Linked DNA regions of Mus musculus: all the other regions are linked to region 2. A link is a contact called in ENCODE Hi-C or POLR2A ChIA-PET data. All regions are on one chromosome and are shown on one strand. Each heading gives the region's core, a stretch centred on a gene start or an enhancer-like site at or near the end of the contact. The rest is flanking DNA. Distances are from core to core; before and after follow the strand shown. Region 1 overlaps Afap1l2 (actin filament associated protein 1-like 2). Region 2 overlaps Afap1l2 (actin filament associated protein 1-like 2). Region 3 holds the start of Afap1l2 (actin filament associated protein 1-like 2).

Region 1 (5,036 bases), core at 957-3,456, 45 kb after region 2:
ACAAGTTCATCTCTCTCTCTCTCTCTGTTTTTTTTTTTTTTCTTTCTTTTTTTGGTTTTTCGAGACAGGGTTTCTCTGAATAGCCCTGTCTGTCCTGAAACTCACTTTGTAGACCAGGCTGGCCTTGAATTCAGAAATCTGCCTGCCTCTGCCTCCCGAGTGCTGGGATTAAAGGTGTGCGCCACCACGTCCAGTTCATCTCTTGAAAGGAGTCATGGGATGGTGGGGCTATTTCTCAGTCTATCTCAGGGACAGATCAGGAACTACTATTTGGAGGGCTCGGGGAAGCAGCAACGGGGCATGTTTTTCTGATCAGAGTGGAGTGTCTAGGAATAGGGGAACATTGAACTCCTTGTTCACTAGGAATTCAGGCAGAATATCAAGATCACTAGATCTCGATAGGGGATGCCATTGGAATCCAGAGTCACCTTTTCTTTCCCATAATATGTTCTAAAGGATGGCTAGATGAATGTGTTGATGTATAGGCAATGGATACATGAGTGGGCAGATGCACGGATGCATGGATCCATGGATGCATGGATAGTTGGATACATCGTGTATGGATGCATGGGTCAGTGGATATGCGCATGCACACATGGATGGACACATGGGCTAGTGGATGCATACATGCACACATAGATTGATGCATGGGGCAGTGGATACATGCATGCACACATGGATGGGTGTATGGGTAGAAAGTAGACTGATTTTTTTTTTAACATGGTTTTTGTCGGCCTTAAACACAGCAGTGAGGCTGGAGATTAGAACCACACTTGCAGGACAGTAGGAATATGAACTAGACTTGGAAGAAGATGAAGTGTGCACTAAATCATTCATAATTTGTGCTGAGCTGAGCTTAGGGAGTCTTTAAGATAGAATGCAAAGTTTCCTCTGGCTGGTAGTAAGAGAAGCTGAGAGACAGAGCCCAGCCCAGGAGCCCAGGGCAGTTCCAAGTAGGTGAGGGGACCATGACCTGGGGAATGAACAGAATTGTTAAGAAGGGTTTTGACCAGGATCCAGGACAGTGTTTTGTTATTGTTGTTTTTCCTTTTGAGACAGGGGCTTACTGTATAGACCAAGATGGCCTGGGGCTCACAGATCTCCATCTGCCTCTGCTTCCCCAATACTGAGGTTAAAACTATGTACTACCATGCCCTAAACATGGGAAACAGCCACTTCTGGAAAAGCCACTTTCTGCTATGGCTTATGTGGCCTTTTTTCTCCCCCCCCCCACCCTCTGAAGAGACAGACCCCTCCTAGACCTAGGGAAGATGTAGACCCAGCCTGGAAGCTGGAATTTCCATTGGCCGAGGAGCCAGAGGCCCACAGGGCAAGGGTGCAGCTCATCTGCAGGGCGGTTGCAGCTCATTGGGGTTATTGGTGGAGTTGATGAAGACAGTCCGAGTCAGCGTCTGAGAAGTTTCTTCAAGTGGGCTGGGATGGAAAGCCATTGAGCTGTTTCAAGGATGGGAGGGCTGGGGCGGTGGCAGCCTGGGGTTTCCAGCTGTTCTGCTTGCTGCCTTCTTCATGTTGCTTATGTGCAGATAGATACTCATGCCCAGCTGGGCCCTGACTGACTGGGTGGATCTTCCTTGCAGAGGATGGAGAGGCTGTGAGCAGCTCCTACGAGTCCTACGATGAGGACGAGAACAGCAAAGGCAAGGCTGCCCCCTACCAGTGGCCCTCGCCCGAGGCCAGCATTGAGCTGATGCGTGATGCCCGCATCTGTGCCTTCCTGTGGCGCAAGAAGTGGCTAGGCCAGTGGGCCAAGCAGCTCTGTGTGATCAGGGACACCAGGCTCTTGGTCAGTCCTTATCTTCTCTATTGGGGTATGGGGGGAGGGGCTGTGGGAGAGGGGGCTTACTCCCCATAAGACACTGGGGGAGGTTAGAACCTTTGATATCAGGAGAGTTTAACATTTCCCTAGCTTAAGATAATGTTCAAAATCCTGCAAATGAAGATTAATGTATTTTGCCTGAATTAGGAAGATAGAGTAGTTTTTAATTAAACTCTCATAGCAGGAAAGTTGCTGTCCCCACCCCATCCCTTGCATCTTGCTTGTTTTAAGGCAGGGGCAGGGGTGAGGCAGGGTCTCGCCATGCAGCCCAGACAGGCCTTGAACTTGTCACCCTCTTGCCCCAGCATCTCTAGGGCTGGCATCACAGACATGTGCCAACACATGGCCTCTGTGCATCCTCCTTTTTTGGAGAGCTACATCGTCCCCAGTGGCTTCCTCAGCTCAGCTCCAGCCCCAGTTCTGGCTGCTGCTTTGGTCTGAGCAAGCTGAGAACTATTGGAACTGTCCCAAGAATTACAAAACTCAGAGCCACCCATTCTAAGTCAAAAACCTGTAGAGGAACCAGAGACTGGACTCTGACAATAGCCCCATTTCCTGACATTTTAAATTAAAATTCACTAGGTGTGGTCGGTCAGCTGCTCTAGAGTATGGGGCAAGATAATTTGGGTCTCAGGACTGTAGGGCAGACTGGGCATCACAGCAGAACCTTATCTCAAAAACAGAACAAAAACAGACAGCTTTGTGCCCTGACCTATAATCTCACACGGTCTTTATAAATATCTTTCCTCTGGTCACAATATGTCTACCTCAGTTCAGATGTTGTTTTGGGTCATCTTGCCTTGCTGTTCATTTTACAACAAGAGACCGAAGGGCAACATGTCTTCTCTGATAGAGGATGATGGTCCCTTCCTTAGAGTTCTGTTGCCTGGTAAGCTAGACCATAGCTTGGCTTTCCTGCCCAGTGGATCTTCTGCTGAAAAAGCTAAGGCATGCAGAGAGGTAGAGAAATAGAATAAACATGTGTCCTACTGTGGAGAAGTGAATCCTGTCTACAGGGGACAGAGAGTCCTGTGTCACTTAGGTAATGCGTTCTGAGAAACATGTCCTTAGGTGATGTCATAGTTAGTGTCATAGTTTGTTCTTACTCAAACAAAGACAACTGTGCCATTGAGGGATACAAGATTAGGAAGCCACTGTATATCACTGCACTCCATCACTGACTAGAACGTCACTAAGTGGCACACGGCTGTATTTGAGGAGCCCCCTGCTCTGAGGCCAGAGAAATAGAGAACCATTGAATAATGCAAGTCCTGGAACATCCCTGGCAAAGTCAGGAACAAAGAGCTTGAAGGAGAGGGAGAGGGAGAGGGAGAGGGAGAGGGAGAGGGAGAGGGAGAGGGAGAGGGAGAGGGAGAGGGAGAGGGAGAGGAGACACAGACAGACAGACAGACAGACAGACATAGAGACAGACTGAGACTGATGGAGGTTAAAGCCCCCGGCCTGCTTAGGGTATCCAGCCCTATGACTTAGAGATAAGATCAGGCTCACGCAGGAGAGGGGTGCACTCCAGTGTCCAAGGGTCTCTCCTTTGCAGAATCTACCACTGTACAAAATAGCATCCCTTCTCTTCCAGTGCTACAAATCGTCCAAAGACCACAGTCCTCAGCTGGACGTGAACCTGCGGGGCAGCAGCGTCGTGCACAAGGAGAAGCAAGTGCGGAAGAAAGGACACAAGCTCAAGATCACACCGATGAACGCTGACGTTATCGTGCTGGGCCTGCAGAGCAAGGACCAAGCTGAGCAGTGGCTTCGGGTAAGTGGGATGGGCCGAGCCGCTTCCTCCAGTGCTCGAGGGAAGGGCCCCTGGAGTTCTGCCTCCCAGCTTCTTCTAAAGGGTCGGATGATGTGGTCGGGAGTAGAAAGGGCCCTTTCAGGCACTCAGAGCTTCTAGCGTTCTGGGTATTGGCAATTGGTGTCATGGACCAGACACCACACTTGGTTGCTTAGTCTGAATTCTTGGAAGCCAGGGCTGTGGGGTATGTAGTTGGAATCTCTTTGCTGTCTTCTTCTGAAGAGGCATCACATTCTCCCATGATAAAGTCGATATTCGCTGCATCTGTGATACCCACATGGACCTTGGCCTTCGAGCAGATTTAACCCTGGAAGGAGTTGGGCAATTTTGGGGAGCCTGTTTTATGTGATTGGAGATTAAGGCTCAGAGGACAGAGGCAGTGTCACCTGGCAAATGAATCGCAGCTGGATTTAGGACAGTCTTCATGGCACTGGGCCCTGCCACTTGAGATGTATCTGAACACCTCTGCTACTGTGTAGTCCAGCTTTAATGAGGAAGCACCTGGGGAGGGGCTCCCTGCCTAATTAAAGATGTTGAGCATAGCAGGTCCAGAAAGTACACTGTCTGAAGCAAGAAAAGACTCGGTTCGGCAAGGTCTCAAAGCCCTCCAGAGCCCCTGGTGATCCCAGTGAGAGCCAGAGCCACACTCTCATTCCTTCCTGCCACCTGGTCAACCATCGTGGCTGTTTGTGGCATTGTGTCTGCTACCTCACCTCTCCTGACTAAGCCAGAAAAGACCCTGAAGGGACCCATTAAAATATGACTGAAAATGGGGGGTACTGGTCACCCCATGGGCTGAATGCCCTAGATTTGAAGCCGACAGGCTGTTTCTGTGAAACCACTAAATGTTTAGAAAAGTTTGGCCAAGCCAGTCTCCTAGGAGGGTCTGAGCAGTGCTTCAGTCCTTTCTAGACTGTCATGTAGAACAGAAGGGGTCATTGTCCAGACAGATGTGCAGTTTGGAGGATTCCTGATTGATTATTTGACTCTGAAGGGTCAAGCCTAGCATGCAGGTATACATGTATATATGCATGCATATATATGTAGTATGTCTGTGTACATACATAGATGTATGTCTATATGATGCATGTATGCATGCATATGTATATATTATACATGTATATGTATATGTGTATATATGAGCATGTATATATGATGTATGTATATATTCATGCATGCATATGTATAATGCATATATGATGTATGCATGTATATATGATATGTGTATGTATGAATGCATGCATATGTATGATGCATGCATATATGATATATGATATACACACACTCATACACATATATATGAAGTGATCTCATGTTGGTTTTTTTTTAACATTCTTAGATTTATTTATTTATTTATTTATTTATTTATTATAAGTACACTGTAGT
Region 2 (4,698 bases), core at 210-2,709:
ATTTAATGAATGAGCATGCTGACAGGAGAGAAGGGATTCCCTCCTATTGAAAGCCCAAAATGTAGAAACCCTGATTCAGGCTGCTGGCCCTGTACACTATGTCTCACTAAGAGTTGTGGCCAGCATTAGTGGCTCCCCAGACAGCCTGTGCCAGAGAGCTGTGGATTTGAGTTTGTGGCTGAGTGGAATCAAAGGGAGGCTTCAGATTGCTGGTCAGCTTCTGTCCACTATGTGTTACCACACACGCCCCCTGCAGCTAACTCCAGACTCTACAAGCTTTCTTGTTGGTCTCTGCTCTAAGCCATTGTGACTTCTCATGGCCAACTAGACGGTTTCGCCTGGGGAGCCAAGGTTCTACCCATGTGCCTGGCTGTCTCTGCTTGTTACTGAGGTCATGTCTTCATTGTGTGTCTGTCTGAAATACATGCGCAGCCACCCCTCCCTCTCAGCTCTTCTCTTTCTATCTCTTGGAACGCTCTTCATTCATTCACACAGTCGTCGTCTTCCTTCTCCCATAATCCTTCACCACGTTCTCTTGCTCTAGAGAATATTGGTCATGTGACATAACAGAGTGCAGAACAGTGAGTCAACTCTTCCTTCTGGGTTACGGATTCTTCAGTGGTGGGACTCAGTTTACCCTTCCTGATTTTTGGCTTCTTACAAAATGCCCTTCAAAATACCTACTTCTGTTCATTCATTCATCCACCCATCCATCCACCCATCCATCCATCCATCCATCCATCCATTCATTCATTGATTCATTCAACAAATTGGCATTGGGCAGCAGCTGTGTAGACTCAGCAACATGAGCTGAGCTCAAGGCAGACACAAAGGATGGTTGATTCTAAGTTGTGTTTGGCTTTTCATCTTCCTTGTGAAACATGAACGATACTCTCAGGTCCTGGCTCTTGGAATGTGATTTAACTTTGGAAACAAAGTCTCTGCAGATGAACTTAAGATTGTGTCGTGCTGGATGAGGGGCCCTCATCCAGCGACTGGTATTTTTTAGAAGAAGAGAACAGTTTGGACACAGAAACACACAAGGAAAACATCCCAGGACAACAGGCAGACCCGAGTCGTGAGGCTGGAAGCCGAGGCATACTAGCAACCATCAGTTTCCATCAAGGACGGGCAGGGAAGGATCCTCCCCCGTCTTCAGAGAGGACATGGCCCTGCTGACAAGCCTTTTTGAACTTCAACCTGCAGGCCTGGAAGAGAGTACATTTCTGTGAGTTAAGCTGCAGAGGCCTACTGGGTGGAGGCCTCTGGGTGAAACCCTGGTTTACATCAAGAGTGATGACCAGGCCCCTCCCCCAGCCAACCACTAGCAGGAGCTAAGGGACAAGCGGCTGTCACAGCTGTGCCTCTGCTGAGCCAGTAGTGAAGAAGCAGGCAGCCCTGGAGAATGTCCACTTGGGAAAGGGACTGGGACAGTGATTGTAAGTGACAGTTTGGCTGTCCGCTCTGTGGCCTTTAGTTAGCTCACAGTGGCAGCTGCTTCTGAGGATGTCTTCATGATGCGTCAGCAACGCTGCCAGAGCCTGTGGGGACAGGGCACTATCTGTGGTGTCCTGGCACAGTCTGTTCTGTGTCACCTCAGTACTGTGCTCTTGCACAAGGCCTATACTTCTTCAGACACCTCAGTTTCCACATCTGTAATGTGGGTGTATCTCTGTCTTTTGTGCAGGGTTGTTTTGAAGGTAAAGGAAATACAGTGAGCCTGGACATAGCAGGCTGTCTCATGACAGTCCTGTCCCTTCCGTGGTATGAACGGAACAGGGTCAATTCTGGGAGACAGAATGGATGTTGAGCAAGAAGAGCAGATAGCCTGGACAGAGATCTAGGGTTTGATTTCAGCTCAATTTGTAATCTCTGTACCTTAAGGAAAAGCCCAGTGCTTAGGGTCTTTTACTCTAAGATTGGATAGTGAATCTGTCTAATTTGGATAGTGGTTGTCAAAGCTGGACTGGAGGATTGGTGCAGTTCAAGTGTCTGCCATACAAGCATGAAGACTGGAGTCTGATCCCCTAGAGCCCATGTAAACCCCTGCAGACACACACGCATGCAGTGGAGGTGACACATGCCTGCAGACCCACTGCTGGAGGTGAGAGTTCCTGGGCACTTTGCCCAGCACGTGCAGCAGAGTCTCTCTGACTGTGGGAATTCAAGGAGAGACCTTGTCTCAAAAGACGAAGGCACATTTATGCGATCTCTGGCCTCTACCTGTACACACGTGTGTGAATACACTCATGAACACATGTGTACACACATGCGCGCACGCACATACACACACATACATGTACACACCTACAGACCTTACCACCCAGAATACTGAGGCAAGACTTTTGCTTGAGTTTGAAACCAGCTTGGGCAACACAACAAGACCGCTTCCTTAGAAAGTGAAAAGAGTTTATCCAGCACTGTATGTCGTTGAGGGGTTCAGGAATTCTGGTTCATGTATAGTAGTGGCACATGAGAGCACTGTGACTATCACCCAGACTATGCTAACCATGGTCTGGGAGGCCAGCAAGCTTAAAGACCTTTAAAAAAAAATCAGAGTTTCTTTTGTGTTTTGTTTTTGTGAGACATGGACTCTGTGTAGTCCAGGGTGGCCTCAGAATCACAACCTCGCCACCTCAACCTCCTGAGTGGTCAGTAGGACAATAGGCATGCTTCGTCAGGCCCAGCTCCTATCTTGGAATTTCTCAGTCAGCATGTCACCAAGCTATGCTTCTCCCTGGCTCCCACAAAGCCACTGTGTCCCCAGCTTGCTGCTCTGGGACCTGAATGTGTGACAGGCTCAGTTCCTGATGCCCCCATGAGAGAGAGACAGGCCATCTGAACAGGCCAGAGCCAGGTGCTCTGCATGGATCTCTGAGCAGCTGTCCTGTGACACCTGTTGGGTTCCCTGGGCCACACTTTCTTACTCTGTTTTCTAGGAGAGCTGTTAACAGTTACAGCAAAAATGGAGGACGGTGCCTAGCCAGGATGTTTGGAATTCCTGACTGATTTTAAACACAATCAAATTGTTATAATCAGGTGGAAAAATAGACTCTTTCTAACCAGAAACACACTAAAAGTCTGGTCCTTCCAAGGGCTCTTTGTATTTTCCTAAAGCCATGTGTTGATATTCTGCCCTTGTCCCATAAGGCTCAGCATGTGTGTGTCTGTGTGTGTCTGTGTCCATGTGTGTATGTGTCCATGTGTCCGTGTGTGTGTGTCTGTGTCCATGTGTGTGTGTGTCTGTGTCCATGTGTGTGTGTGTCTGTGTCCATGTGTGTATGTGTCCATGTGTCCGTGTGTGTGTGTCTGTGTCCATGTGTGTGTGTGTCTGTGTCCATGTGTGTATGTGTCCATGTGTCCGTGTGTGTCCATGTGTGTGTGTGTGTGTCTGTGTCCATGTGTGTGTGTGTCTGTGTCCATGTGTGTATGTGTCCATGTGTCCGTGTGTGTCCATGTGTGTGTGTGTGTGTTTGTGTGTGTATGTGTGTCTGTGTCCATGTGTATGTGTGTCTGTGTCCATGTGTGTGTGTGTCTGTGTCCATGTGTGTATGTGTCCATGTGTCCGTGTGTGTCCATTGTGTGTGTGTTTGTCCGTGTGTGTCTGTGTCCATGTGTGTGTCTGTGTCCATGTGTGTGTGTGTGTGTGTGTCTGTGTCCATGTGTGTATGTGTCCATGTGTCTGTGTGTGTCCGTGTGTGTCCATGTGTGTGTGTGTCTGTGTTCATGTGTGTGTCCGTGTGTGTCCGTGTGTCCGTGTATGTGTGTATGTCCATGTGTCCGTGTGTGTCCATGTGTGTGTGTGTCTGTGTCCATGTGTGTGTGTGTCTGTGTTCATGTGTGTGTGTCCATGTGTGTCCATGTGTGTCTGTGTGTCCGTGTGTGTCCGTCCGTGTGTTTGTGTGTCCGTGTGTGTGTCCGTGTGTGTGTGTGTAAAGGCCAAGGTTGGTTTTCTGGGACCACATACCTAAGCACCACAATGATTTAAACAACAAAATGTTTTCCTGCACAGTCCTGGAAGTCCAAAGTCTGGGAGTCAGCAAGGCCAGGCTCTTAGCCCGACTAAGGGGGCTGTTTTTTCCTCACCTCTCCCAGCGTTTACAAGGGGAAGAAGGTTGCTGTTTCCTGCTGCTGCTTGGCTCTGACGAGCTACTCCAATCTTTGAGGTCAGTCGTGACCCATTCTCTGTATCCTGAGCTTCCGTCCTCTCATCTGAGGAGCCTAGGCCTTGGCCTTAGGACCTCGTTATTCCTCTATAAAGACTCAATTCCACATTCCCTGTGCCAGCTGGAACTTGGACTTGCCATTTGAGCAGCGCAGCTGAGCTGACTATAGGAAACTGAGTATAAAACAACAGTTGCAGAATAATGCTTCGGGTGTGGTGGTTTTCAAAGCTTATCTCATTTAATCCTTGCCCAAGCCCTGTGAAGTACATGTGATCTCCCCACTTCCCTTTCCATGGGAAAACTAAGCTTTGGGGGACTGTAAAACCTGGCGCACACTGACTCCCCAACAGCCTTGTCTACTGCACTACACGGGGTCACCCTTTGCCATTAGAAAGAAAATGAAATGGGTCTGGGGAATGAATGACTCCACTAGTAAAGCACTAGAGGACTCAAGTTCAATTCCTGAAACCCACATTTAAGAGAGAAAGGAAGGGGAAGAGAGGAGAGGGAAAGGGAAGAAAAAGAGGAGGAT
Region 3 (4,899 bases), core at 1,477-3,976, 34 kb before region 2:
GACCCCCAGCCTGGGTCAGAGCTGTTGTCAGAAGCCTGCTGTAAGGTGACTGCCTGGCCCCTGCCCACCTCTGACGGTGAGCAAGTTACTTAAGTACTTAAGATTGACACTGAAACAGAGAGGCCTCCTGAATTGCCGTGCACATAATGAGGGTATGGTTTATAAAGCAACACCTTCCACTGGACACCCCCTCCTGGGCCCCTCAGTTAGAGAAGCCTCTTTGTGGTTGGGGAAAAACAAGCAAAACCCCAAACTCCTGACAATGTAGCACTTGGGAGGCAGAGGCGGGCGGATCAGGAGTTAAGGTGATCCTTAGCTACATAGTAAGTATAAGGCCAACCAGGTTACATGAGACTCTGTCTCAAATGCAAGACAAGACATCTTTGTTGCTAATAATTAGTTTAGGACTTACAATAACACTCCCTTACTTGTGATTTTATTTTTAACAGTTTTATTAAACTCTCTGCAATCTGAAGATATTGGATAGAAAATTCCAGAAATATGTAATTCACAGGTTCAAACAATCTTGCCATTCTGAGTAGCTCGATGAATTCCTGTGATCAGACTCTGTCCCGCTCAGGCCCTGTATTGTCCTCTCTCTTCACCATGTCCGTGGAGTATAAGCTTTTCTCTGTGGCTGGCTTGGTTAGCACACTAAATATCAATGGTGTTTGATATAGGATTCAGCACTGTTCTTGGTTCCAGGTGTCTGACAGAAACTCAGTGCCTTTCCTTTGTGAAAGTTACAAAGTTGCCAAGGGCAGAGAGGTTCAACAACACCCAGGAGACCACAGGGAGGGCTGGCTGCCTGGAGTTCCTCTTGGTAGTTCTGCCATTTCAGTTTTGTTCTGGAAAAGGGTTGTGAATTGCAGGTTTAGATCGACTTGAACTGCATTTTTAATATTTTGTATGTCTGGAGAGGATTCAGGGAAGCTATAACCAGTTTGGAGACAAGGAAGGGTTAATGAACTTGGCAAGACACGGACGAGAGCCTTGCTGGCCTAGAAGGGGGTGCCATGCTTTCTTGAAGGGCAGAAACAGGTGTCAGAGGATTTGGGGGAACAGCACTGCCCAGTTAATGTCACAGGAAAGCCTGAGGTAAAGGCTGTGAGGGAAGTAGGATTTGGAGTCAGGAAACCTGGGCTCTGCCTGGTTTGTGTCCTGACTCTGTAAAATTACACAAGTCTCACTTCTTTGTGTGCTCGTTTGTAGAGTGGAGACCCTTTAACCCTAGGGGTGTCAGCCAGGGCCAAGCTTTCTTCAGCCTTCAGTGTGAAGGTTAGCTCGGAAGCCCTGCTGAGTGGGGCCTGACCTGCTCACTCAGCTTCAGCAGGCAGGGCAGGAGTCTGGCCAAAAGTGACCAGTGACCACAGACTTGAGGCTTCTTTTCCAATACTGAGCATTTCAAAGAAAACCCAGGGCTCCACTGAGAGTAGTCTGGAACCACCACAGAACGGAGGGTGTGTGCCCTGCTGGGCCATTTGCAAGAGGAAGAAAGGGGTAGGAATGAGAACACTAAGGCAGAAACACAGCTGCTCGACTGTTTGAGGGCTACTGTACAGGAGGCCAGCGGAATACCTCTTCCTACCCTGATTCTCTTGGGAGATGCCCATTCTTGCTGCCAACTGTGTGTGTGTGTGTGTGTGTGTGTGTGTGTGTGTGTGTGTGTGTGTACTTGCATGTGTGTTCATGTGCATGTGGCATGTGGAGGTCTCTGACCTACACACATAAGACTTGGAAGTAGGCATCCCTAGGGCTCCTCCCATGTGACTTTGTCCACCCCCTTCCCCCTAAACTTGTTTATACTACAGGAGACAGACAGCGACCTGCTACCTCAGGGTGAATGGGCAAACTGAAAGGCTGGGGTTTTGCAGCCCTGAGCGAGGCTCCTGGCTGGCTAGGAGGGCTCTGTTCACGTGAGCTGCTGCTCTAACTAGGAAAAGTGTTTGTGCAGATCGCTGGGCGGAAGATCTGCAGAGATCAAAGCTGACTCTGCTGCTCCAAGGAAGCATGAAGGGGGCTCTCGGAAAACAACAAACCTTCCCTAAGTGTATATTCCGGGCCTTTGTCGAGAGTCCAAGCATGGTTTAAAAAGTGAAATCCGAAAGTTTAAAAGAAAACGTAGCCGGGCGTGGCGGCGCACGCCTTTAATCGCAGCACTTGGGAGGCAGAGGCAGGCGGATTTCTGAGTTCGAGGCCAGCCTGGTCTACAAAGTGAGTTCCAGGACAACCAGGGCTATACAGAGAAACCCTGTCTCGAAAAACCAAAAACAAACAAACAAAACAAACAAAAACCCCATAATCTTTGGAGAGGATTTAGGAATTTGGAAGGATTGGAGGGAATCAAAAGAAAAGGATTAAATGTGTTCCGAGGTGAAAATAACCTCGGACAGGTGCCATCTTTTCTTGAAGACCAGGCTTGCTGAGGAGGCTCCAGACACTGTAATCCTCCTCAGGAAAGCCTAGGCTAAGACGCCCATAAAATCTGGGCTCAGGCAGCAGGCTACAAGGAGGTCATTTCCTGTGCTCTAAAGTGTGCACGATGTACAGGTGCCAGGCAAGGTGGACTGAAAGCCGGCCCCCAGCGGCTTCTAAATTCAAGGAGCTAATCCAGGAGGGCCCAGGATGTGGGCGCACTGGCTTGATGGATCAAGCAGGAGGCGCTCTAGGTCCGTCTCCACCTCCCCGCTGGCCCTCAGTCTCCTCCTCCCGGCATTGGGTTCGCAGTCTCAACACTGGAGAAAACAGATCTTGGTGGAGACCTACGGGAGCTCGCTGTTCCCGGAGTCTTCCCCGGGCTTTGAGGACGTCCCAGGCTCTTTCTTTCGCGCCGCCGCCCTCGGGCCAACTTGGAGGAAGTGATCTGCGTTCGGGACGGGGAGCCCAGTGCGGGGTGCGTGAGGACCAGAGCGCTGATTGTCCTGACCGGCTGTGGAGATCCCTGGCGGGGTCCAGGGCGGCTCGGGTGGAGTCAGGATCGGAGGGCTAGGGGCGCGGCGGCCACTCCGGGAGGTCGGGCGGCGAGCGTGACTTCACTGGGAGGGGCCAGCGCTCAGCGGGGGCGCGGAGCCCAGCGCGGAGTCCAGCGCGGAGAACTCAGCGCGGAGCCGATAGCAGCGCACACCGTGCCCGGGATGGAGCGCTACAAAGGTGAGGGCGCAGGGCGCACCTACTTGCTCCGGGTATCCCGGACTCAGGTGTCCAGAACGGACAGTCTACGCCCAAGGGACCGCAGCCCTAGAGAGGGCGACCGAGGAGTCACGAACAGGGCGGTGGGCTTCTGGGCGTAGAATGCCGTCCGTGCTATTTGATACTCCTGGGCCCCTGGGGCAGAGGTCTCTGCTTGGAGGTCAAAGTGAGGCTTCTCACCTGTTGGAGAACCGAGGGTGTGTCCTGAGCCATCCCGTCACCCCCAGTTTCAGTTTGCCTTGGGGAAAAGATGTCTACAGTCGAGGGGGGCCCTAGTAAGGTCTCAACAGTAAGGGGCTGCTGGGGGCAAAGGGGCGAGTTGTAGGGCTCTTTCTATGGATGCTGCCTTGTTGAGGGGCTTCTTGCAGATTCCCGGAAAAGTCTTGTCCGGTAGCAGAAAAAACTCCTAATGTGGTGGGGTGGCGTGCTATTCTGTTCTTGACAAGGTCCGTCTCTCTACCACTTTGTAACCTGCCTCGCCATGCCCTTTGCGGATCCTGCACCCCAAAGCTGCGTGGGGGGGGTGTGAGTTAGGAGCCCAGTGGACTGCCCAGCAGGTGGAGCGCCCGTAGGCGTCCTGGCAGCTGAGCGAGCTTGGATTTGGCTCTGGCCAGGGATCTTGGCCAAACCATGGTGGGAGGGCCGGTCCGGATATGCCCGAAGGGTTTTGGAGCCCCAGGGCTGGAATCCAGAAACCTCAGATAGTAGGTCCTTTGAAAAGGGGGTTCAAGGTGCTGCCCCTGAGGCAGATGCGTCGGTGCGCCCCTACATGCCTCCCTCTGGGAAAAGGGTCTTGTACTCGCTCTTTTTAGGGGTTGTCTAAGTTAAGCCTGCAAGGGGAAATTCTGCCTCTGCACTTATTTTCCCATGGGAGGGTAATAAGGCAAACGCTCAGGTTGCCAAGGAATCTCGATCTCCCTCTATGGTTTCTTATTTATGGAACTCACATAAGGGAACTGTGCGGGCAGGCTTTAGTTTCCTAACGTAGTCTTTTTAGTGACTCACCTGTGAATGCAGGGTCAGGGCTCTGGAGTCAGCGGGGTAGGGGAGGAGCGCCAGGAGAAATCACTTAGCCTCTCTCCCCCGTCTATCCGGGAGGTCTTGTCTTAGTTCTGATGGAATCTGGTCAGTTTGTGAGGGAAAGGCTGAAGTTGCCCTCATGCAGTCTCGAATATTGGCGGCCACAGCCCCTCTCTTGGTAGAAGAGAGGCGGCTCTTGCTGCTCCCCACTTAGGGAGGGAACCTGGGGGCGAGGAGGGGGAGCCGATTGGGGCCTTGGGCGTCTCCTCACTGGAAATCCCGACTTCCAAGGTCGCTTCAGCTCCTTGGATTGTGACATTGAAGCAGATGTTGGCCCCAAATAGAAGATCCAAATTGCAAGCTTCTTTGCCCAAGCAGCAAACTGGTTCAAGTTAGAGACCAGGCAACAAGTGGGCAGCTGTGCATCTAGGATTTGTGAGCAGGTTTTTTTGGTGTAGTTTTTGAATTAGTTCTTTACTGGGTAAAATCTGCTTAGTTTATCTTTCTCTCCTGGGAGCTGAAAATCTCATTCTCTACTGGGATGAGTTAGGGACTTCCAGCTAACTGAAGGGAACTTGGTTTCAGGTCAGAGCGTTTGTGTTTTGGAAATAGATCTATGTCTTAGAGATCAATGTCTTAGAGATCAATGAGTGTGCTGACTTGAGAATTGCCTGGACTGTAAAAGAGAAT

What was found. A loop is a pair of places that touch in the nucleus more often than their neighbours do. ChIA-PET counts read pairs that join two places held with the same protein, here RNA polymerase II (POLR2A).
Region 1: a map of left cerebral cortex shows a loop between it and region 2 (1.9-fold over the local background). The contact joins two enhancer-like sites. A Hi-C loop is called at or near these places in 1 of 37 maps with a recorded cell type or tissue (left cerebral cortex). POLR2A ChIA-PET finds 5 or more read pairs at or near these places in 1 of 5 experiments (Patski).
Region 3: a map of left cerebral cortex shows a loop between it and region 2 (2.0-fold over the local background). The contact joins the promoter of Afap1l2 here to the enhancer-like site in region 2. A Hi-C loop is called at or near these places in 2 of 37 maps with a recorded cell type or tissue (T-helper 17 cell and left cerebral cortex). POLR2A ChIA-PET finds 5 or more read pairs at or near these places in 1 of 5 experiments (Patski).

What each region holds. Positions count from the first base shown.
Region 1 is chr19:56,926,824-56,931,859 of GRCm38, reverse strand. It overlaps Afap1l2 (actin filament associated protein 1-like 2), which reads left to right. Exons shown (of 19, transcript NM_001177797.1): 6 at 1,599-1,804; 7 at 3,432-3,611. Among named protein-coding and RNA genes, the nearest start is that of Gm38597, 48 kb to the left of the region's middle. Within about 2 kb of position 2,206, at least 1 of the 3 ENCODE cell types and tissues checked has a DNase peak (open chromatin) inside an H3K27ac peak, as active enhancers do.
Region 2 is chr19:56,971,118-56,975,815 of GRCm38, reverse strand. The region is part of intron 1 of Afap1l2 (actin filament associated protein 1-like 2); the gene reads left to right. Among named protein-coding and RNA genes, the nearest start is that of Gm38597, 4.3 kb to the left of the region's middle. Within about 2 kb of position 1,459, at least 1 of the 3 ENCODE cell types and tissues checked has a DNase peak (open chromatin) inside an H3K27ac peak, as active enhancers do.
Region 3 is chr19:57,006,402-57,011,300 of GRCm38, reverse strand. It overlaps Afap1l2 (actin filament associated protein 1-like 2), which reads left to right and starts at 2,726. Exons shown (of 19, transcript NM_001177797.1): 1 at 2,726-3,150. The coding sequence starts at 3,135.